3 separate regions of the Mus musculus genome follow, and regions 1 and 2 are each linked to region 3. Evidence: chromatin loops called from intact Hi-C (ENCODE). Cell type or tissue: heart. All regions are shown on one strand.

Region 1 (8,000 bases), 97 kb after region 3:
GACGAGGAAGGGTTGTCACTGCCCATTCATTATAAGACAGCCAGGCCAAATGGATCACTTCTTGGCCAGTCAAATTGTTCCCTGGAGTCAAGTCCCTGTCCTGGTTGTGTGTCTTGGTTGGGGTTCTCATGGACATGGGAGAAAAAGAGAATCTGGCCTGGCAAGAAATTACAGCACACAGGAGGACTCTGCTTGTGATGGGAGATTAGTGTGAGGAGAGAGCCTTCAGGACTGGTGCATTCATTCAAGGACACTCGAGGGTTGGGAAAGCTGCTGCAGACATGAGGATGACACTCCTGAGCCAGCCAGGTCTGCATGGCTGAAGCTTGGCTAACAGTTCCTAGTAGAGCTCTCGCCTGCCAGTTAACATGACATCGGAAAGCAGGAAGCCAGGCACCTCCATGGGACAGTTTAAAAAAAATAAACAAAAACAAAATGTATTCTTCTCTCATGCAACACATCTTGGGCATGGCCTCCTCCCTCCGATCCTCCAAGTCCCTTCCCCCACCGTGCCTCTCCCCCAGATTCACTGTCTCCCCCCCCCTTTCCCTTCAGAAAGGAGCAGGCCTTGCAAACATTAGGTGGAGCTTGGTGAACCCCTCTGAATAGAGAGAGGAAGGATTGTAGGAGCCAGTGGGGTCGAGGACTCCAGGAGAACACAGGCCACAGAATCAACTAAGCAGGACTCATAGGGGCTCACAGAGACAGATTCGACAATCAACAGTCACGGAGTATTCATGGTCTGCACTGGGTCCTCTGTATACATGCTATGGTTGTTCAGCTTGGGGCGTTTGGGGGACTCATAACAGTGGGAGTGGGGGGTGCCTCTGACTCTTTTGCCAGCTCTTATGACTCTTCCTCCTACTGGGTTGCCTCGTCCAGCCTTAAAATGAGTGGGAGAGTTTTTCAAATAAGGAGGAAGAGGCTATTGTAAAGCTGTCCTGGGACCCACACCACCAGGTTCCAGTCACCTCTTCTGGAGAGAAGGGAAGTGGAAAGTAAGTTGGGTATAGTGACCTGGTGGAGCGCTGGCTGACTGTACCCATCCCTGATGCCAGCTAGCACTGACAGTCCCTTGAGAGTCAGGATGTGTGGCCCCTGTTGGCACCTTCCCTGGAATACACTAGGTGTATACTGGGACAGACACTTTGCAGGTGTCTGGGCTGCAAGGTGAATGGGCACAGTCCCTCCCTGCTAAGCAGTAGGGAGTGTTGTTGATAACAGCCATACAGAGGGGAAGAGTCCTACAAGGTCCCATCACGACACCAGTCCCCTAGGTCTGCTGCTGAGCTGTAGAACTTCAGGTCTGTAAACTAATCTTGACTTCTCCTTTTTTGGTGGTAGGTAACAGGTTGGTTGTTTTTCTCAGGGGTTGAGTGTGTATTTTTCTGTGTTTGTATGTGAGGCTTTGGCTCCGCTTCTAATTGCAGGCATCCGAGTGAACCGTGAGGCTCTAGGGAAATCATAGAACAGGATTTGTAGCTAGATGAAAACACAAGCGTCAATCCCCAGACCCAGGAGAAAAAGCACATCAAAGGCCAACCAATAAATGCTTGGCTGCATGCAGTTGTAAATAAAGTTTTATTGGGACACAGCCATGCTTAATTAATTTACAATATCATCTCGGATTGCCTTTGGGTTCACCCTGGACAGAGTTGAGCATTCGTGGGAAAGACTTTGGGACTCGGAGAAGCCTTTGCTTTCCTCTTTGGCATATTACTGTGTCATAGTGGCTTAGCCCCTCATCTGGAGCCCTTCTTTACAGCAGACACCATCCCCCTTCCAGTTTTAACTTGTCCCCTCCCAAGAGCAGTGGGGGGGGGGCACTGTGGATTCCCCTCCCTCCACTTGCGTAGGGTGGTGCAGATGTGAGAGATGAAGGCAAAGGTGGGGTGCACAGCTCTGTAGCAGGAAATAGGTAGGGGCAAAACTGAGGTCTGGAAGTTGGAGGTACCTCCAGGCATGGAGGACACAGCTCATGATAGTTGAGTCTTGTGAACCCACTGTTCTGAGTACTTAAAGCCAAGGGTTATCATCCTGCCCTTCCTGCCCACTGCTCACTTGGATACACGGGGGAAAATGGAGAGTGGGCAGTTGCCTGGCCACACAGCTACTGTGGAGACTTAAGTCAGATGGTTGGGCTCCTTCCTACCCTCTTCCTCTGCTTTAGTTTCACTGGGACCAAGTACGGATGTGGGGCATATGGGAGCCGGGGTATCCTGTAAAGGAAAAACTGAGCAGGTCCGTGAGGGAAGCTAAATAGACCAACCAGACGAGAAACCACGCCAGGGCAGGGCCCATGTTTTTCCACGGTAGACAGAGTGTCCCCTCAAAAGACAAAAGAATGTAATTTCTGCTTGATTTGGACAAAGAGCCTTAGCTGCTGTGATAGTTAAGGTTTTTGAGACTGGTTGGATTATATGGGTGTGGGCTCTACAACAAGCCACAGTTGTCTTTTCGAGAACCTGGCTGGTTTTGTGTGTCAACTTGACACAAGCTGGAGTTACCACAGAGAAAGGAGCTTCAGGTGAGGAAATGCCTCCATGAGATCCAGCTGTAGGGCATTTTCTCAATTAGTGATCAATTTGTGGGTGGTGCCATCTCTGGGGGTCGTCTTGGGTTCTATAAGAGAGCAGGCTGAGCAAGCCAGGAGAAGCAAGCCAGTAAGTAACATCCCTCCATGGCCTCTGCATCAGCTCCTGCTTCCTAACCTGCTTGAGTTCCAGTCCTGACTTCCTTTGGTGATGAACAGCAGTGTGGAAGTGTAAGCTGAATAAACCCTTTCCTCCCCAACTTGCTTCTTGGTCATGATGTTTGTGCAGGACTAGAAACCCTGGCTAAGACAGTGGCCCTCAAGGCTGAGCTGAGGATGGTGTCGCTGGGAGCTGCAGGGAAGAGATGATGCTTCAGAGCTGCCAGGATTCACGCAGACACTGATTTCAGACTTTACTCTTCCAGACTGAAGATGCTCCAATGTTGCTCCAGTGTTTTCCTGCCCCTCAGACCCTGTCTGTGAATCAGGGGCCCAGGGAAAAATGGCCCTGGAGAGGGTGCGGACTCTGACAGACCTCACTTGCTGAGCCTGGAGCTGCTTATCCCTAGGTCCTTCCTGGGTCTCAGGGAGTGGGTGTCACTTGAGCATCGAAGCAGGCAGCCTGGAGCACACCTTCCTTGGTGGTTGTGTCAATGACTCCGAAGTCCCAGTAAAAGCTGGCTTACCTGTGTATTGCACAGTGTTACACAGGAATTGCTCATATTCTGAGGGACCTTGGAAACTCTCTGCATGCATCACAGTGCCTGGGTCTCAGGGTCAGAGGCTGGGGGCGGGGTCTGTGTCCCCATCTGTGTGTGTTCTTTGGTCCCACTAAGCCAAGGAGGGCTGCCTCAGGTCCAGCTGTCCTTTCATTGCTCTGGAGGTGACAGCTTGGAGTGAGGAGCTGTGGTGGAAGGAAGGAGAGGCCAGGCGAGTGTCCGGGTGGAGTCCAGTCTTGCTGCCTTCCTGCCTGCCTTCCACACGCCCTCTTCCTGGAGCATTCTTTCCAGTTTCCTTTTCTGCTATTAATAGTGGAGTCAGTCCCAGGTCTGGGAGCAGCCAGGAACAGGAGGAAGCCAGCCCTTATGGAAGGTTTAAGCAGCACCCACCTCTCCCTGGGGAGCAGGCTGAAAGGGCCTTCTTTTGCTCCGTCCTCCACCCTGCTGGGGCAGCAGCTACCCCAGCCTGAGGTAACCTTTCCTCCTCGCCAAGCATCTGCCCTGTCCTCCATCCCCTCTATCGCAGGACAGCTTCTCAGATAAGAAGAGAAACAGTCTAACCTGTTTGCCTACCCTTTTCCATCTGCGCCCCATTTGGCCATTTCCTTTCCACACTTCGAATCTCACCACCAGCCCGTGTTCTTGCTGCCGATCGCTGTCCCTCTGCCCCAACTCATGTGCAGAGCCATCCTTCGGCACTTGCAGGAGGCTGGTGCTAAGACCCTGTCCTTCCCCCACTTGGTAGAGTCGCTTATTACATGGCATAGCATTTGCATACAGTCTGCACTGATCCTTCTATATGCTTCAAGTCACCTAGACCCAGGGATCTTCACTGGGTTGCAAGTCTGCATGTTTTTCTGTTTTTTGTTTTTTTCTTTAGATGTATTTTATGTGCCTGCTTTGTATGAGCATGGTATGCATTTCCGGTGTCCGTGTAGCTTAGAACGGGAGTTATATAGATGGTTGTGAGGCTCCCTAGGAGTGCTGGGAGCTGAAGCCAGGTCTATCACAAGGGCAACAGAGTTCATAGCTGCCAAGCCCTCCACTGTGGTTATAGAGGGCGGACCATGAACCCACGTCACTCACAGGAATTGAGCTCTATAGTCTGTCTTTCTCTTAGCCACCCTGGGTCTCACTGGTCCTCTATCACAGACCCCTGTTCTCCTCTTTCCAGGTGGTCCTTCCCCTCCGCTTTCTCTCCCAGCTTCTAAGCATCTGACCGCTGCTGGAGCAGAGGCACACGGCTGACTCAGTTCATCTTACACTCACAAATTGTGCTTTATGTTGCCACCGAATGCTACCCAACAATCACGTCTTATTTGTCTAGTATAATGTTTCTGAAAGTGGTCCTCTGACCAGCAGCATCCAACAGTGGGAACCCAAGAAACCAGCAAGTTGTCCCACTATCGTCTGTTTCTCCCAGAACTGGTGTAAACATTGGAATGTTGCAAACCCTCCTGGAGTTTTGATGCTGGCTGGGGCTTGAGAACCACTTTTCTAGTAGGTTCTTGTTTGCTATTTTCAATGGGAATATCTTATTATTTCTTTCTTTACATACTTATTTATTTAGAGACAGAGTTTCTCTGCGTACCTGTCCTGGAACTCACCTTGTAGATCAGCCTGGCCTCGAACTCAGATCCTCCTGCCAATGCCTCCAGAGTGCTGAGATTAAAGGTGTGCATCACCATCACCCAGGGCATTTCTTACCCCTTCCTTCACCTCCCCCATAACCATCCCATCAGCTTCACTTCCTCAGCAGCCCCTGCAGCAGCTGCTGCTGTCATTAGATAGGGACCACTTGGAGAGTTCTGAATATGAGCATTTGAACTGCCATGTGTAAGATCTCCCTGTCCCCAAATTACAAACGGGCAGAGGTCTGTGTTTGTCATCCTCTTCCTTGACCTTTCAAAGATGCAGATGTCCCATATCCAGGCACCAATGTAGCTCTCTTTATATCTCAAGGACTCAGAGAGGCAGTAGAAGGAGACCAGTCACCCGTGCAGAAGAGGATCCCTGCCTGAGCTGCCTCTCCCCACCTCCACCTAGAGCCCCCAGCTGTGCTCTCTCCATAGGCTCCCTCATCAGGAGGCTTCCAGCTGCCCTGTGCCTCTGCTTTCCAGCACCCCCCTCCCAGATGTTGCTAGGCTCATGGCTCAGCAGCTATTCTTGCCTGAAAAACAGATGGCAGGAACCCTTGTTGTCTCTGTTTCCCACTGTAGGTAATTGCCCAGAATGCAGTGTTGGGAATCTCTGTAAAGTTAAACAAGTGTTTTCTAGTTTCTATCCCTAAGGATACATTTTGGCAGTTTTGGAATGGTATAATCAAGTATGCGTCACTTTTTGCTTTGCCTTTTGCCTTGTCTCTCTATGTCATCTAAGTGGACCTTAACTTCAGACCTACTGTTGCAGCCTGCTGATGCTGGCTGGAACATGGCGTGCTTGCTCTCTCAAATAAGAAGTCGTCTTGGACTTTTAATTTTCAATGAATTAATGTAATTGTAAATGTAAACACAAGTCACCCCTGTTCCTGTTCTATAGTATTCAGGTACATGACTGCAATCACATCTTATTACTACCTCCATTGGTAAACATTTATTCTTGTCTGTATGGGGCCAATACAAAAAGCAACCTTGGAGGTGTTTCTGGAACTCCTTAGGGTAAGCATGGAGTGGTACAATCAAAAGTTGCTGAACCAAAAGTTGAGAGAATTGCACATGCCCAGTGTTCTATTTTGCAGAGTATTTGTGCAGATTTTCACTTAATCCATATGCTTTTTAAAAAAAGACCAGTCTTTGAATTGACCTCATCGGCCTTCATCCGTAGGAGCTGTCTTTGCACCACATTCCTTTGTACATGTGTCAGAAATGTACTGGACAGTGGTTCTGGGTGGCAAAGCGGGTTTACCTTTGCACATGTCTTCTGACCTTTACTCCATATTCTTGCTGCCTACCCCTTGTCTGGATTTACAGGTTTTGCTGATTAGGGGGATATGAAATGGCAACCCCCTCTTTTATTTTGCACTTCTTTAGCTAGTGACATTTCTTGATGTTCCTGGCTTATATGTACTGTTTCTCATTTTTCTGTGAAATGTCTTGAGTTAGAGGCTTTCTGCTGTAACAAATTAAGAAGAACAAAGGAAGACATGTTTATTTTGGCTCATGGTTTCCGAGGGGTTCATGGTCGCTTGGCTCTGTGAGTCTGAACTGGTGGTGAGGCAGAGCTTCAGGGAGGGGAGGGGAGAGAGGGGACTCGGCAGGGCAAAGATACACCCCTCCAAGGCACACCCTTGGTCATCTGCTGACCTGCTTCATCTGGGGACCAAATATCCAGCACAAGCCTTTGGGGGAAGTTGTCGCAAGCAGAGCGTGTCTGTTTTGCTTGTGGTTGCTTTTGCAGACTTCTTGGAGGAGGATAACTGGACCCTTTGGGATTCTATAAGGATCTGGTCTTTGCTTACTATGGTCCCCTACACCCACACCCAGGCATTCATCCTGACGCCTTATTGTTTTCAAACGGCCCACGACTGGCTCCTCCGGGTGGATCCCTCATTTGGCTGCTTTCTGTCTTTTGGACTTGCTCTTTGTTTCTTGTTGTCTTCCTCACTTGTCCTGGCATTACAAGATGTTCTGGGCTCAGCTGCTCCATCAGCGATAGAAGCGCAAACCTTTCTCCAGGAGCCCTGGTTGGTGCGTGTTCCTGGAGGATGACATTAGGTAGGCACAGTCTGGTCCCAGGTTGTGTGCTGCTGCTTTGTCACACCTGCTAGGTGCTGCCATGGGGCAGAGCAAGAAGATGCAGTCGTGTATATTCATCGGACTAGCCGTACAAAACAGTAAAATGAGCTCGTGAGCTGGCAAGTTGGCTCAGAGGTAAAGGCCCTTGCTGGCAAGTCTGACAAGCTGCTTGGTCCCTGGAACCACACGGTGGAAGGAGAGAGTCTACTGACCTCCAAACTCATCACCTGACACTCCTTGCCACACAATGAATGAATGAATGAATGAATGAATGAATACAGTAAACAAACAAACGAGTAAATGAATGAATGAGGTAAAAACTTGAGCTCACCCTGACATCTCTAGACTTCAGGACTTGTTTAGCTTCTCCACTCCACCTCTCTCTTGCTTGTCTGCGATCTGTCTGAACAATAGCTTTTTGACGGCAGTCTACAGAGAACTGTGGACTTTGTGTTTTTAAGTGGTAAAAGTGTGTTTCACCCAAAGGCACGGGTTATGAGTTTCAAACTGATTTTACCTGTGAAGTTGGACTAAGCAGGTAATTAAACACAACACAGAGAGCTCAGGCTGGGTTCTCCTTACTGCAGAGGGGAGTTGTTCTATGCAGTGAGGCTGTGTGATGGACACGTCTAGAATGTGGCTGACTTTGTTTCCGTAGACTTCATTGGTCCTGGGGTTTCCTCAGCATCCCACTTGACTATTTCACCATGTACAGCAAAGAAAGCCACGCCTTTGAGGTGCTTGGTTCTGCTTCTCCTTATCCATCACCACAGTGCTGCAGTTGCCCAAATAACCTCACAAAGCCCCTCCCCTTCTTCAGTCTCTCTAGCCACTCTGCTGTTCTCCAGTCACCCATGCGTGTGCGCACACACACACGCACACCTACAGTGTGTATTTTAAGCTGCTGTGTTCATGCATGCCTGCAATCCCAGCACTCTGGATGTGAAGAAAGGGGGGGATTATAGGGTTACCAAAAGCCTGGATTATGTAGTGAGGCACTGTCTCCAAAAAAAG
Region 2 (8,000 bases), 120 kb after region 3:
GCCACAACATCAACAGAAGTCACAACTGGTCACCCAGTGGCATCTACACTTGCTTCAACCCAGCCAAGCAACCCTACACCATTCACAACCTCAACCCAATCTCCATCTATGCCGACCTCCACCCCAAACCCCACGAGCAATCAAAGCGGTGGCAATCTGACTTCCAGTGTCTCCGAGGTGGACAAGACTAAAACAAGCTCTCCCAGTAGCACGGCCTTCACCAGTAGCAGTGGACAAACAGCCTCCTCTGGAGGCAAGAGCGGTGACAGTTTTACCACAGCCCCAACAACCACTTTGGGGCTAATCAACGTCTCTTCTCAGCCTACTGACCTTAATACCACCTCAAAGCTTCTTTCTACCCCCACAACAGACAACACAACAAGCCCTCAGCAGCCTGTGGATTCTTCACCGAGCACAGCGAGCCATCCTGTGGGGCAGCATACCCCTGCTGCTGTTCCCAGCAGCTCTGGCTCCACGCCCAGCACTGACAACTCTACACTGACATGGAAGCCCACTACACACAGTAAGTCATTCCTTGGCATTTTTTGTTTTTGCTTTTCTTCCTTCCTTCTTTTTCCTTTTTTTTTTTTTTCTCTCTTTTGGTTTTTCAAGAAAGGGTTTCACTCTGTAGCCTTGGCTGCCCTGGAACTCATACTCTGTAGACCAAGGTTGGCCTCAAACTCAGAGATCTATCTACCTGCCTCTGCCTCCTGAGTACTGGGATTAAAGGTGTGCTCTGCCATGTCAGGCCGCTTTTGTTTTTCTTAAGACATGAGAAGGCCTGGAGAAATGGCTCAGCTGGTAAGAGCACTGGTTGCTCCTACAGAGGACCTAGGTCCAATTCTCAACATACACATGGTGCGTACACATGGCGCTTGACAACCATTTGTAATCGTCTGACTCCCTCTTCTGGCTTACTTGGGCACTGCACACATTTGGTCCGTAGACAAAAAATGCAGGTAAAATGTGTGTGTGTGTGTGTGTGGGGGGGGGGGGGGGGGGGGGAGACTTGGCAGTGCATTTTCTCATACTACCAGTCAGTTGGAAGATATCGGTGTATGCTGAGTTTTAACCCTTCTACGTGTCTTCTGCCTTCATCAGACCTAGCCTTGGATACCCCTTTTAGCAGTGATAGAGGCTAGCAGTGTATAGATTCAACGAAGCCAGAATCTATGCCCAGGCTTGTGCCACAGGTTGTGGCCGCAGGGTGTTAGAGAATTCTAAAACTGCGTCTCAAACTTGCTTGGTAGCAATCCACTGTAAGAAATACACTTTTAATTAAGTAAAAATAAATAAATAAATAAATAAATAAATGTCAGCATGTGGCACTTGCTGCTAAACCTGATGACCTGAGTTGGACCCCAGGGACCCATGTAATGGGACAGGAGGGTGGGTGGCTGACTCCTTCGAGCTTTCGTTCTTTCTTTCGGGACTTGTGGCATGGTATGCATACTGCTGTTTTCTGGCCCCTTCCTTTCCTTCCTCCTTCTCTCTCTCCCTCCCTTCTTCCTTCTGTCCCTCTCTCCCTTCCTCTGTCCTTCCCTTCCTTCCTTTTCTGAGACTGGCTGGCCTGGAAGGAACCCACTCTGTAGACCAGCCTGGCTCCAAACTTACAGAGCTCCGCCTGCCTCAGCCCCCCGGATGCTGGGATTAAAGCTGTGCACTGTCACATCCTGTCTTATGTCTGCTTCTGCTTATTTAGTTTTTAAAGTGCCAGTCTTTAAATTAGTGTCAGAATCTATGGCCGGCTCAGGAACCTTAAAATCCTGAGTGAGAGTTTCTGAGCATTAGCCTATGCCCTGGGGGACAGGGCCACACCCTATAGCAGGTGCACAGGCTCAGAATGGTCTGTTGAAATCCTCCTCTTTTGCGGTTGTGCCCTGTGACCTTGGACAAGTCACCGAGCTTCAGTTTCCCTGTTGATAAGCAGGGACCGTCCTAAAGGAGCAAGTCTTTGAAACACAAAGCACAACCCCTCCTACAGAGCCTGCGCAGTGTGTTAGCTATGGCCCACCTGTGCCTCAGAGAGGTAATTGTAGCATAGTTCCTGTGACTCCTACTTAGTTCTTACTTCATCCAAGTCTAACTCATTCTGTCCCTGGAGCCCAGGACCCCACTTCTTCATTTCTGCCTCTTTCCTCTTCATAGCTACTGGTTTCAGCTTGTGAGAATCATGAAGCCAGTAAAGACTGTGTTCTCCTCAGCCTTTGCCTTGTCTGTTACAGAACCATTGGGCACCTCTGAAGCCACTCAGCCCCTCACCAGCCAGACACCAGGCATCACTACATTGCCCGTCTCCACACTGCAACAGTCTATGGCGTCTACAGTGGGAACTACGACTGAAGAGTTCACACACCTCATCTCTAATGGGACTCCCGTGGCCCCTCCAGGCCCCAGCACACCCTCTCCCATCTGGGCCTTTGGAAATTACCAGGTAATTCTAGCAGAGGGTGGGATGAGAAACTCAAGGGAAGTCCTTTCCTTTGGCCTTCTCAGGGTCCCTGGCTGGACACTCTAAGGAAAAGTTGTCTGTTTGCCGTTTCCTCTATTCTGACCCCTGGGCAGCCAGGTACTCCTGTCTGAGAAACTGACTAGCCATGCCTGAGTTTGCCATGTGCCCTTCCCCTGTGTCACCCACCCCCACCAAGGGGAGAATCCAAGATCAGGTGACTTCCTGCCTAAACCTTCATCTTTTGACCTCTTCCAGCTAAACTGTGAACCTCCCATAAGGCCAGATGAGGAACTCCTTATTCTGAACCTCACAAGAGCCAGCCTTTGCGTGAGTACACGTGCCCGAGCCCCAGCTCACCCTACATCCCACCCTGCCCATCAACTCCTCAAAGGGAGTAGATGTTCCCCACCTACGCTTCAGATTTATCTAAGTCAGGCAGTGCACACGGGCCTGTGGCTCAGGCCTCTAGTTCCAGCTAGTTAGGATATTAAGGCAGAAGGACTGAAGTCAAAGTCGCGTCTTGGCCACAGCGTGTAACAGAGGCTAGCCCTGGCAACTTAATGAGACTTTCTCTTTAAAAGTAACAGGAGTGCTAGAGAAAGCTTTGATTAGCGCTCGAGGTCCCCAGTTCATTCTCTAGGGCCTCAGAAAAGAGTTCTGATCTGAGCAATCACTCTCTGTCCTGATAGTGGAGTCATAGTCCCTGGTCTCCTGCATAGTTCCATATAAGAAGGTATAGAAATGTGTACAGCTCCCTTCACACCACCAGTGTTCTGGGACCCAGGGCTTGGTGGGGCTGCACTGCATAGCTCTTGACCTCCTTGGTGCAGGAGGTGGCTGCCCTCTACTGGTCACTGCCAGTTTTGCAGACATTTCTGCAGCCCGTAGCTTATACACTTCAGCATCATCCCTAAAGCCCTGTTTCCGTCTTCTTTGGGCTTAGGTTTGTGTAAGTAACCCTGTGGACACCCCCAGAACCCCCTTCTGCCTATTCTGCATGCCTCACTTTCCCTATCAGCCTGAGGTGGCAACAAGAGGCTGGAGAACGGCAGATTTCAATCCCGGGATTGCCTCTCTCCCCTGGCAATGGAGGAGTGCTGTACCCTGTTTAATCCCACTCCCAGCTGAGGCATGATAATACAGCCACTGGGTCCAGAGCCTTAGGAACCTTGCAGGGAGGACAGGGGAAGCCTCGGGGGTGGGGGGTGACATGCAGACAAGATGCCCAGGCTGAGGGGATGGGAAAAGAGTTCAGAACGAGACTGAGAGGCTAAGGACCAGCCTGGGAGTCCTTAACTTAATTCCTGGCGACGTGGGAGCAGCACCAGTGAAGGGTGGAGAAGAGACTGTTGCAGGCTGAGCGGGCAGGGGGCAGCCTCACAAGCCCGAGCTGTTGTGGCAAAGCCTGGGAATCACTTGTGCTCTCGGTACACTAGGAAAGGAGCCCTCTGGATGAGAAAGAGAAACTCGTGGAACTGCTGTGTCACTCAGTCAAAGCGTCCTTCAAGCCAGCTGAGGATTTGTGCACTCTACATGTGGCCCCTATTCTAGATAACCAGGCGGTGGCAGTGAAGAGAATCATTATCGAGAGTGAGTCGAGGGTGAGGGGACCGGACCCTGTGTGGGAGGGAGTGCCACAGAAGGATGGTTAGGGGTGGAGGCACCTAAGACTATACAAGCCAGCCACCATCCCAGCAGACCCGAGGGACATCCTCCCCTTGGGTACCCCCTCTACCCCTGACATTTCACTCTGGGCTGGACCCTGGAGGCAGCATCTGTCTCTTGTCTCTCCCACAGCGAAGCTTTCTCCTAAGGCCGTGTATGAGCTACTGAAGGACAGATGGGATGACCTGACAGAGGTAAGGAGCTTTGCCCTGTATTGTCCTAAGCCCAGTGCCTTCTGGTGAGGAGTTCCTTTGATAGTATAAGCATGCAGGAGGCAGACATATGAACAGGGCGGGTGGTAGGATAGCAGCAGCAGACCCACACAGACTGGAGTGGAGACAAACGGTCTGGACTCCCGTTTTCTGTCACTTAAGTTCTGTGTCTTGGCCAGGCCGGAGTCAGTGACATGAAGCTGGGGAAGGAAGGGCCTCCAGAGGTCAATGAGGACCGCTTCAGCCTGCCGCTCATCATCACCATCGTCTGCATGGCATCCTTCCTGCTCCTTGTTGCTGCCCTCTACGGCTGCTGTCACCAGCGGATCTCCCAGAGGAAGGACCAGGTGAGTGTTTTCTTACTCTAGGTAGCCCAGTTACCCAATGTGTCTCTCACTCGGTCCCTCCACAGGAGTGGGCCTGGAGCCTTCGAACAGGTTCTTGTCCCCGCTGTCAAGCTAGCTTGTCTCTAACGCTGGAGACTCAAATGTGGAAGCAAGAGCAGAAACACTAGGGTTAAGCCGTGTCTGTAAGTCAATGTCTGTAAGTCAATCATAAGTCTACAGCCTTGTCGTCTGCATAGTGGGGATGGTCCCTTGCAGACCTGTTCTGGAGACTTAGGGGATATGATCCCTAAATATATTATATATCATATATGGCCTTGGGCAAGTGCTGCTCTAAAAAAGCTTCTTTCACCCAACCAACTAGAACCACATCTTCTCTGGTGTAGTGGTGGCGTACATTTGTAATGGCAGCACTTGGGAAGCTGATGCCGGGGGATTGCAAGTTGGAGGTCAGCCTGGGCTACACAGCAGGACCCTGTCTCAACTTTACAGTGCTGTTCTGCTGTGGGTCTCCACCCTAGCTGTAAACTAATGAGAGCATTAAGACAGTTCCCACTCCTATTGACCTCGTGCATTGACCGAGGCATGAGTGATGGCAGTGTGTATCCACAGCTGGATCTCAGAGCACAGACTACTGTCTGCACATCTGTAAGGGCCACCCTATTCACCTTGACCACTGAAAAGTCCTGTCAGGCTGCTCTGAAGGAGCCTTGTTTGTTTACTTATTTATTTATGTTGTTCTTCTCTGTTATTTATTATGGAATGATGTAGAAAAACAGAGGTTTTTATGGAGAGGGATGGAGAAGAGAAAAAAGATCTCAAGGACAAAATGTCTTCAGAAATCTCTCTCCATGATGTCACAGACTGCCACGGAATGAAGGTAGAAAGCAGCTGGTAATTTTAGGATATGGGGGAGTACTCATGAGATGGTCAGGCTAGTAGCCAGGGTGGTCTCTGCCCCCACAAGTGAACCACGGGAATTTAATCTGGCCAACTTGAGGTCCCTGGGTTGAATGGGGAAATGTTTCATATTAAAGCTCACAGCACTCCAAAATTGCCGTCTTCCTGTGTTATTGTCCCCATTTTAGCAACGGCTCACAGAGGAGCTGCAGACAGTGGAGAATGGTTACCATGACAACCCAACCTTGGAAGTGATGGAGACTCCTTCTGAGATGCAGGAGAAGAAGGTGGTCAACCTTAATGGGGAGCTGGGGGACAGTTGGATCGTCCCTCTGGACAACTTGACCAAGGATGACCTAGATGAGGAGGAAGACACACACCTCTGATCTGTCTGCTGGCCACCCCAACTGCACTGCAGAGCTCCAGACCACCCAAAGTGCCATTTGGACAGGGAGGGGGAAATCTTCCCACCTGAAGACAGAAAGACTGGGGAGGGAGAATGGACTCCGAAGGTTGTCTCCCTCCTCACAATCCCTACAGGGCCTTAATTTTCCTTTTCAAGTTCAACAAAGTCACATTCTGTCTAGTTCCCTCATGTAAAATAACCTACTTGTGCCTGAGCCCAGAGCAGGAAGGCAGGAGGAAGATGGAGAACGCCATGCGAGTCTCTGGAGCTCCTCCAGGAACGGCACCCTCTCATCTCATAACTGAGGCCTTAAGAGGTCAGGTGACTTGCACGGGGCCACACAGCCCTTTGGTGACAAAGGTTGTTTCCCTCAGTCTGGTGCTTAATTGCATCCAGACACACTACTGTGTTCATCTGTGCCCATTCCCCAAGGCACAAGACACTTGCAGGTGGGCAGGCTGGAAAAGAAAACCAAGCCTCTATGGTCTCAAGGACAGGTCCCCAATTTCCATCTCCTATAACATGGCCTCGGCTAGCTTGTTGTATCCCACCTCTCATGAGTTAGTCTTTAGTCCCATTATTTCCCAGGGCATGGCTTTGAACTTCTTGTTCTACATTCTGATTTCCTTGCCTTTCTTAGTGGGATTGGGACTAAACTCACAGGCCTCACTATCTAATGGAGTCTGCCTAAGGGGTGGGTGGGCAGGCAAAGGCATCTCATGCTCTGATGGCTTCCCCAATAGCTTCCTCATGGCAGCTGATTCTGTACTGAGACTGGCCTATCATTTAAGACACTCCCTAGAAGACACTTCTCAAAAATCTCCTCTGGCCGTCTGCTTCTGCTCCTTTTTTGTTGTTCACTGCTCAGCTGAGTGGGTGACTCCTCAAAACCTAGTGTCACATAGCAGTTGTCTAGGAACAGATATGTCCTGGGGTCCCAACTGGTCCCTGATTGGCAAATGTGTCTCAGTAGACAATCGATCTAACCTACCAGGCATTATTATTATTCCACAGGAAGCTCAGGGACTTTTCAAGTTGCTGAGAGCTTGGGTTGGTGTGCTGTGGTGTGTTGTGTGTGTGTGCGCCAGCTCCTTACTGCCAAAGGCCAAAGCTCAGATCGTGGAGACTGTGAGCTAATTCCATCGGTTTGCACCCTCCTTTGCCACATGGAGAAAGGCCCAGATTGTGCAGTTTTAAGATACCTTGGCCTACTCTCCCAGCACGGAGCCAGGCTTTTGTGTCTGGTGTGCTTTGTGGCATTCCAGCTGTCCCATTTCTGATGGCCTCTCAGGGAACATAAAACCATGCCTAGTACCTAGCACAGGATTTGTCCAGGCTCAGCGGTGTCAGGCAGCCATGTCCAAGGTTGCGAGGGCCCAGCATAGTGATGATGGGTTTCCTGAGAAAGGGGAAGGGGCCCTGTGTGGAGCTTTGAATTAGGCCCATGGTTTGTATTCTTGTGGTATAAGTTCCCAGGACTGTCTGGTTTGGAGCAGCTTATTTGAAAGGGGAGCTAGGGGGGCAGACAGGTGTCCTCTGCCTGAGTCCATCTTTACCACTGTCTCTCTGAGATACAGACTAGAGAGAAAGAAAAGGCTGACAGAAGTCAGGGAAGGCTCCTAGTGAGTTTCACAGGAGCTTGAAAAAAAGGCTAAGAAGAACTCAACAAGCCCCTTGGCATGCTTCTCTAAGGTTTGCAGGGGAGTGTGGGGAACAGTGCCAACTGGGGGGGGGGGGGGAATTAGGTCTGTTTGATCCCTGCATTAGGTTCTGCCACCCAGTGGGTTCATTCTGTCATGGTCCGAGAGGCAGACAGGATTTCTTCTTCTCAATGGGGCAAGGCCATTTGACAGACCGCAAATGCTTTTTCTGCAAACTGGTCACAGATTTCAACCCTACAGTCTGTCAGCTATGATTGTAATATTAGACAACAGATAGTGTGTCTGGGCTGGAGGAACAGCCATGGCTCTGACCAGACTGGCCCAGTGTTCCTTCTTGTGCACTCAAATTGTGTAGCCTTT
Region 3 (8,000 bases):
GACTGGATCAGTGTTTTTTCAAGTGCACCCAATACTACTGTTGTACACCTTAGCAGGAAGCCAAGCTCAGGCCTCCAGTGTGAACTATTGATTGAGACTTCATCCATGCTAATGTGCTAACTGACTGCAGCATATAAAAATTACACTCCTAAACAGCTTTTAAAAAGTGGGGGACTGGAAGGATGGCTCAGTGTGGTTAATGCATGCTGCTCTTGCAGAAGATAGAGTTTAGTTCCCAGCGCCCATGTTGTGTGATTCACAACTGCATATAAGTCCAGCTACGGAGGATCTGATGCCCTCTTCTGTCCTCTGAAGTCACACACACACACACACACACACAGAGTACATCCTTTACAAAGGAACAAAATGGGGCTGAAGAGATGGCTCGGTCTTACACGCGTTCACGACTGGCCAGGAAGAACACAGCAAACCGGAATCTTCTGCGGCAAAACTTTATTGCTTACATCTTCAGGAGCAAGAGTGCAAGAGAGCAAGAGCTCTATTGCTTACATCTTTAGGAGCCAGAGTGCAAGAGAGCAAGAGTGCAAGAGAGAGAATGGCGAAACCCCGTCCCTTTTAAGGAGAATTATCCTCCGCCTAGGACGTGTCACTCCCTGATTGGCTGCAGCCCATCGGCCGAGTTGTCGTCACGGGGAAGGCAGAGCACATGGGGTGGAGAACTACCCTTGGCACATGCGCAGATTATTTGTTTACCACTTAGAACACAGGATGTCAGCGCCATCTTGTAATGGCGAATGTGAGGGCGGCTCCCACAGCTCGGTAGTCAGGAACAATTACTACTCTTACAGAGGACCTAGGTTCAGATTCTAGCACTCATACATGGCTCACGGCTATTTTTCTTTTCTATTTGTTTTTTATTGTATTTATTTAGTGTATGAGTGTTCTGCTGCACATACACCTGCAGGCCAGAAGAGGACATCAGATACCACTGTAGATGGTTGTGAGCCACCATGCAATTGCTGGGAATTGAACACTGGACCTCTGGAAGAGCAACCACTGCTCTTAACAGCAGACCCATTTCACCAGCCCCTCACAACTAGTTTTAACTCCATCTCCAGGGGACCCAGTGCCCTTTGCTCTCTACAGATACCAGGCCCACACATGTCATATATGCATACATGCAGACAAAAAAAGCTCATATACATAAAAAAATTAATTTAATTTTTAAAAAAGTTGGAGGCTGGCAAGATAGTTAAGTGGGTAAATGTGCTTGCCACCAATCCTGATGACCTGAGTTTGGTCCCCAGGATCTACCCACATAGCAGGAGAACCAACCTCCCCCACATTATCCTCTGACCTCCACACAGTTGTTTGATCCCACTCCAGAGTCTAAACTGATTGGGTTAGGGTTCAGTCTAGGCTGGGGACCCCAAAGCCTTCACTGCACAGGCAAGAGGACCTCACTGTGAGAAGTTTTGAATACCCTTCAATTTCTTCCTTCCCAAAGACCCTTGAGTTTCTTGCTTGCAGAGTTTATTTCCCCAGCTTTAAATTTTTTATTACATTTATTTATGTGGGGGAGGAAAACAGGGTTGTGTGGAGGTCAAAGGACAACTGGCAAGAGTCGGCTCTCCACCATGTTGAGTCCCAGCGATTGAAGTCAGACCATGGGGCTTGGCGCCAAGTGCCTTTACCCACTGAACCACCCTGCTGGGCCCACTTTCCCAGGCACCACCTCAGTTCTGGGAAGAGCAGGCTGCCATCCAAGTACAGCATGACATCTACGTGCGGTTACAGCTCTGCAGCACACGGCTCTGCTTCGAAACAAAGGGAGAGGACGTTGGGAAGCAACCTTCCCTACCCCCAGCCAGGCACAGACTCAGCCAGGCAGAGGGGTTGGGGGCGGGGCTGCAGTGCAGCTGGGTGGTGGCGATCCCTACCGCCCCAGTCCTCATTTCCTGATCAGCTCAGAAAGCATTTCCATGTTGGCCCAAAGTTTCTGTTTCCTGTCCCCTCCCACACTATTTTTAGGCCCAGCAGGCATTTCCTGTGTTGGCCTGTCCCACCCACCTCGGGTCTGTCCTGGCTTCTCCTATCAGGATGCCTGCAGGGTGGGCCTGACACACGTGATTCCCCTCGTAGGGACCCTGGTGTCCCTGGAAACAGGTTGGTACCCAGCAGGTGGCCCGCAGCTGCCAACTCCCACTTGGTGCCACCCACCCAACGCAAGACTTGCTGTTTCAGAGTCGGCCCTTCCCTTAGGCCTGAGACTCTCCTATCTCTGTGTAGCCATCAAGATACACAGGTGCTGCAGGGACTCCCCAAGAATGGGCAGTGGCACTTCAGGCCTGAAGGTTGGCTTTTATCCTCTGATATCCTAGTCTTGTTGCCATAGTATGGGGAGAACCTGTCAACCTGTGGGTCGTGTCCCTTTTGACAACTATCCCTGAAAATATTTACCTTATTATTCATGACAGTTATGAAGTAGCAATGAAAAATAATTTAATCGTTTCGGGGGAGGGGATCATCACAACATGAAGAGCTGTATTAAAGGATGGCAGCATTAGGAAAGTTGAGAATCACTGAGAGTTCAGGGACTTCCCAGCCTAGACCTAGTCCTTTTACCCTGAGTTGCTCCCCATGCAGCTTCGAGTTTTTAAATACCTCCTGTGCCTAGAATAACAAGGCTCTGTTTACCCAGGCTGAGGTAGACAGGAGAGGACCTTAAAGCTCAGAAACAAGGAGGCTTGAGATTCATCCATCCATCCATCCATCCATCCATCCATCCCAGCCCATCTGACTGCGTGAAAGGATCCACACCACAGATCTCAGTTCTGGGTTCTTCATGACTGCCCTCCTAAAGAGTCTGTATAGACAGCTGACTTTCTTGCTTTCTCCCTCCTCAGGAAAGTATCACACCACAGATACGCTGCATCCATGCCCACTGCATAGATATAAATGTAAAAAGAATAAGATGTTTCCACATCTTCAAGAACTAATTGCAGGGACTGGAGAGAGAGATGACTCAGTGGTTAAGAGCATTGGCTGCTTTTCCGGAGGACTTGGGTTCAATTCCTAGCACCCACATGGCAATTCATAACAATCTGTAAGTCCAGTCCCAGGGGATACAATGCCCTTTTCTGGCCTTCATGGGTACTGCTTGCATGTCTGGCATGGACATGCATGCAGGCAAAACACTCATACACATTTAAAAAATTGTTTTTTTATGTTACACATTAAAAAAATAGTTTTAAAGAACCTTTTGCAGGAGGCAGGGGCAGAAGTAGGTAGATCTCTGTGAACTTGAGGTCAGATTGGTCTAGATAGCAAGTTCCAGGCTATACAGGGCTACACAGAGAGAATCTTTAAAAAAAAAAAATTAGGCTGAGGGTGGTATCATAGACAAGCAATCCATGCAATCCTAGCACTTAGAGACTGAGGAGCAAGGACCAGCTTCAAGGCCAGCCTGGCTTCATAGTGATACCATATAAATAGGCAAACAAATCTCACCCTTTTGTGATCCTTTACTCTAGCTAAGGAAGAGTGGAGACCACAGTATTTGAAGTCAGACCACAGCGTTTTCTCTGGTTCTTGCTCTCACTGTGTAGCCAAGCTGTCTCAAGCCTCCCAACTGCTGGATAATGGGCCTGAGCCGCTGCAGGAAGCCCAGCCTCTTCTCTTTGCATCAGATTCAGGTGGAAAGAAGCCACTTCCCAGAGCAGTGTCTCCAGAACTCTCAAAGGGAGGTTGCCACCAGTACTCTGCAGCCAGCTCCTGTTGGATTCAGTACCACCCACCTGGAACATCAGATTGCCCAAACACCTACAGAGCTATTCTTACACCAAGTCCTAACCAACTCAAAGTGGCTATCAAATGAACATCTCCTCTATCCCTTCTCTGTTTTTCTTTCTCTCTTAATGACATCTGAAACCAGTGGCTATGAGTCACTAGTCTCTGTCTTCTTGACTCCAGAACTTGAGTTCACTAATGGATGGCCTTTCTCTTTCTGGGTGTGAGTCTTTCTGGAAATGTTGCCTTCTGTCCATCTTCTTGGTTAAATGGTTGAAATAATCTATGCAAGATCGCCTAAAAGATATACAGCTCTCAGCTACTGTGTGTCATGTACACACAGTAGGGCTTCGGGGGCTGAGAAGAACCACAATATAATAAAATCTTTTAAAACTCTTGCTATTTTTGGGACTAGAAAGATGACTCGGTAGTTAAGAGCGCTGGCTGATCTTGCCGAGGATCCAGGCTTAGTCCCCAGCACCCACATGATGGCTCAGAGCCTTCTGTAGCTCCAGTTCCAGGAAATCCAACCCCTTCTGGATTATGTGGATATTACATCCATGTATGTGGCACACACACATTCATGCAGGCACAAACTCATGCATATAAAATAAAAACAAACAAAGCTTTTTAAAGAAGAAACATCTTACTACTTAACACAATGTACCACCCACCTAGTGCCAGAGAATAGAGCTGCCCTGGCAAACCCCAGGGACTGTGCAGACAGCTGCCACACTGTAACAGCTGGCAACAGTCACTGCAGAGGACCTGGACAGCTTAGACTCTACACCTGAGCTGATCAACAGAGGAGCCCAGCTCTCTGAATATTGCTCTGTGCTCTGCCCTGTGAGGCCCCCACCCTGTCAGCCCTACATCTCTTGCACTGCCTCTGTTGTCTGGTCCCGGCCATGGCTGAGAAAAGCTGGTTTCCTGGGAGCCTTATAGAGCACTCATTCCTGAGCTGGTAGATAAAGCCACCTGCCAGCTTCCAGGCCCCCTCTTCACCTGTGTCAACCCTCAGCCATCTAGAAAACAGGCTGCTTGGGAGTTAACTGTCCACACTTATTCCAGAAAGTTGAGGAAACCTAGAGAGAAACTCACCCTCTAGGTTCAGAAGCAGAGGAGCAACACACACACACACACACACACACACACACACACACACACTCAGCTATGATGGAGAAGAATGGCCCAGTGGCCAATTCACTGTACCACTCTGGGCCACCAGATGGCGGGCACAAGCCACCTGACTTGACCATCATCCCACTCAGAAGCAGCTGTTTAAAGGGCAACTTCAGTCAGAGGCCACCCTGAAAGGAACCCCAATAACTCACACAACACACCTACATTCACATTCCCAACTTCGCACATAACACAAATAGACAGTGCATACATAATATATACATATTTAATATCATACACAGCACACACGATATAAACACTACAGTAAACAATACAAACTCCTTATAACATACAACACACTCAATAGACAACAAGCACACATACCCAACATCACACACACACTATATAATACATATTAAATGTACATATTCTTAATATCATGCACAGTACATACAATATAAACGCTACAGTACAGAGCACACAGCCACATATCAACATCATAAACACAATATAGCATGACACATATATAATACTCTTTACAACATGCAACAACACACTACAGCACAGAGTACGACATATACCACACACAGCACACAACAATGTATGCAACATTTCACACACCACATGCACTTCACACAGAAAATACAATATAGACAACTCAAGACGCAAGAGGCCTGGTCACATCCCACACCCCACTTTGAGAGCCTGCTGGTTTCTATCTTTGGCTCTCTCCCTGTTGCCAAGGGTACCTATCAGTTCCCAGGGTGACCTCCCTCCCCCATCACCTCCTCCCTCTCTCCTCCCAGAAACTAGGCAACTCCGCCACCACTTTCTGCTTCATTGGGTACTTTCCTTCTGGTTGCTTTTCTGTTCAACTAACCAGGCGATCCCGCGACACACACTATCATTGCTTTATTAGGAGGAACAGAGTCCAGACTGACACCTTTGCCCTCATGGTGGGCAGACAAGACTCCAGTGAGGCAGACCCCACGTACAAAGCCCTCCTCTTACTTACTCCCCTCTCCTGACACACCTGCTCCATCCCCATACATGCTGCTGAAGTCCTGTTAGGGTAGGAGAGCCAAGTGAAAGGAATCCGGTTCCGCCCAGAGCCAGCGGCCCCTCCCATTGGGCTTCACTGAGAGACACAGAGGGACAATAGGTAACTTGGGACACCATACTGTGTGCCTGAGGCTAGGCCTCTCCGGTCAGCTCTATCCTGGGGCCCTCCGGAGCTAAGCCCTGGGAGGTTGAGCCCATTTCAGGATATCTGGTGAATCTCAGAGCTGGGAACCGGCCTCTGGCCTGAATTGGCTTCTCTTTTGTGCTGAGCCTCCAGCCAAGGACCAAGAATAGGGAAAGACAAACAATATTCTCCAGGCTCCGGTAGAACAAAGGGAAGGCTGTGCGCTCTCTGAGCAGGGTGTCTTCACCTGGATGTAACTATTTATCAGGCAACCCAGGCCCCACCCCTTCCAATCTTCCCATCCCCACCGCCATACTCCTCCCTCCCCAGGGTCCTAGCCCCGACGTCCTCAGCCCCAAAATGGAGTGAAAAATTGCAGTCAGTGGCAGAACCAAGCGAGGTAACTTAGAATCTCCCAACCCTTAAAAGTTGCTGGATTTTTGTTTGTTTGTTTGTTTGTTTGTTTTCAACTACAAAACCAGTGATTGTTATCGTGTTTTCATTTTGAGAAGCTCATCAGAGTAGGCTCACAGCTAAATCCTTTGTTCAGAAGTAGTAAACACGGCAGGAATACAGAGTATTAGTTGCAACTACAGATCATGGGAAGTCAGGGAGATGAGAGACCGCCAAGTCCAGGGGTCTCTCAGACGCGAAAACATCCTCACCTTTTAGTGAGATCAGACAGGCAGACTCTCAGCCCATCAAGCTCTCAGACACGCCCTCTGTGGGTGAATGGAGGAAGGCAGATGTACTGTTTCCACAAGGTGAGCTATTACTCCGCCTCACAAAAGCAGGGGATTCTGACCCAGGTACCAGCCCTTAGGAATGTGGTGCCCAGTGGGGGAGAGGGGGGAACCGTGTCATACAGGGGGAAATGCTGTCTGAGCCCAGTTATAAGAGGCACCAAAAGTGGGCAAACCTGTGGCAATAGACAGTACGATGGGAACTGGTTGGATACAGAAAGCTTTAATGTGAGGGCGTCAAGTCCAGCCCCTGTCCCAGCCCCTTCCGTTTCTTAGACTCCGTGGCGTCCAGACGGCCTTTGGCTTCCTCCCTCCTCAGCCTCAAACCACCCCAAGCTCTGGGGAAACTGAAGCTCGAACTTTGCGTCCTAGCCTGGTCATACACTTTCCTCCACACCTATTTCTGAGTTTCATCCATTTCTCTTGTATCTTTCCCTCCCTTGCCAGGCCTCGGTTTGTTCTGTAACTCTGACCACAGACTGCCTTCTAGAACTGTATCTGTCCTCCTCAATCTTTGCACAGAAGAAAGGGTACGAATCAACAACGCACAGCCACCACAAAGCAAACGAAGTCTCTAAAGGCCAGGAGTCACTCCCAGGACAGTCAGGGCTGATTCCAAGGTTGGGCTTGGAGAGGGGAGACATTCCTGGGCCCTGAGCAGGGAGTCCGGGTTATCTGGAGCTGATTGCACTTAAAAGCGCTTGCTTTACTTCAAAGGAGTCTTCAGGGTGCACTCTGGCCATCGGAGCTGTCTCTCTCGGATAGGCAGCAGTAAATCCTTGAGAAGGAACAGAGCCCGGCTGCCCCTGCTCTGGTCCACACGGATCAACCTGTCAGGGCAGATTCCAGAGCTATTTACAGCCCTGCCTGGGGGTCTTTCCTCTTCACAAGTGGCCTGTCTCCCCGCAGAGGGACTGAGGTGGGGAGCAGGTCTTCTGTCCTCTTTCGCAGTGCTGAGGAGAACTGAGCATCCTGGTGGTTAGCCTTAGTCTCCTCACAGCCTCCCATGGTGTTGCCTTCCTCTCCCCATGGCCCTCACACCACCATCAATCCTTAGAGAAATACAAAGGCAACCACAAAGAGAAATCCCATTGCTCCTGTTAGTGATGGCAAGGAGGACTGGAGATCATCCTAGTGCATTGTGGGTAGAGTTGCAACATGGCAGCTGCTAAGAACAGCATGCTAATTCCCTGAGAAAC

What was found. Hi-C counts contacts between places; a loop is a spot of excess contacts. Peaks named below come from ENCODE experiments on the same cell type or tissue, not always from the same donor. Only the 100,000 strongest peaks of a DNase experiment are listed, where the experiment ranks them.
Region 1: it touches region 3 in a loop (2.8-fold over the local background); 11 of 42 quality-filtered maps call a loop at or near these places.
Region 2: a loop joins it to region 3, with 8 times the contacts of the local background. A loop is called at or near these places in 36 of 42 quality-filtered maps.

Annotation. Positions count from the first base shown.
Region 1 is chr6:31,539,998-31,547,997 of GRCm38, reverse strand. All of the region lies in intron 1 of Podxl (podocalyxin-like), which reads left to right. Among named protein-coding and RNA genes, the nearest start is that of Podxl, 20 kb to the left of the region's middle. In heart, no CTCF peak of the experiment used is centred here; a DNase peak (open chromatin) is centred at 3,487; H3K4me3 peaks cover 717 bases; H3K27ac peaks cover 2,691 bases.
Region 2 is chr6:31,520,981-31,528,980 of GRCm38, reverse strand. It overlaps Podxl (podocalyxin-like), which reads left to right. Exons shown (of 8, transcript NM_013723.3): 2 at 1-523; 3 at 2,226-2,434; 4 at 2,708-2,779; 5 at 3,889-4,042; 6 at 4,250-4,311; 7 at 4,509-4,676; 8 at 5,762-8,000. The coding sequence ends at 5,959. Among named protein-coding and RNA genes, the nearest start is that of Podxl, 39 kb to the left of the region's middle. In heart, CTCF peaks have their summits at 245, 885 (motif pointing left) and 3,295 (motif pointing left); a DNase peak (open chromatin) is centred at 3,550; H3K27ac peaks cover 516 bases.
Region 3 is chr6:31,636,639-31,644,638 of GRCm38, reverse strand. No RefSeq gene overlaps it. Among named protein-coding and RNA genes, the nearest start is that of Gm13846, 10 kb to the left of the region's middle. In heart, CTCF peaks have their summits at 921 (motif pointing right), 4,984 (motif pointing right) and 6,791; DNase peaks (open chromatin) are centred at 2,018, 4,968, 6,028 and 7,068; H3K4me3 peaks cover 2,224 bases; H3K27ac peaks cover 5,211 bases.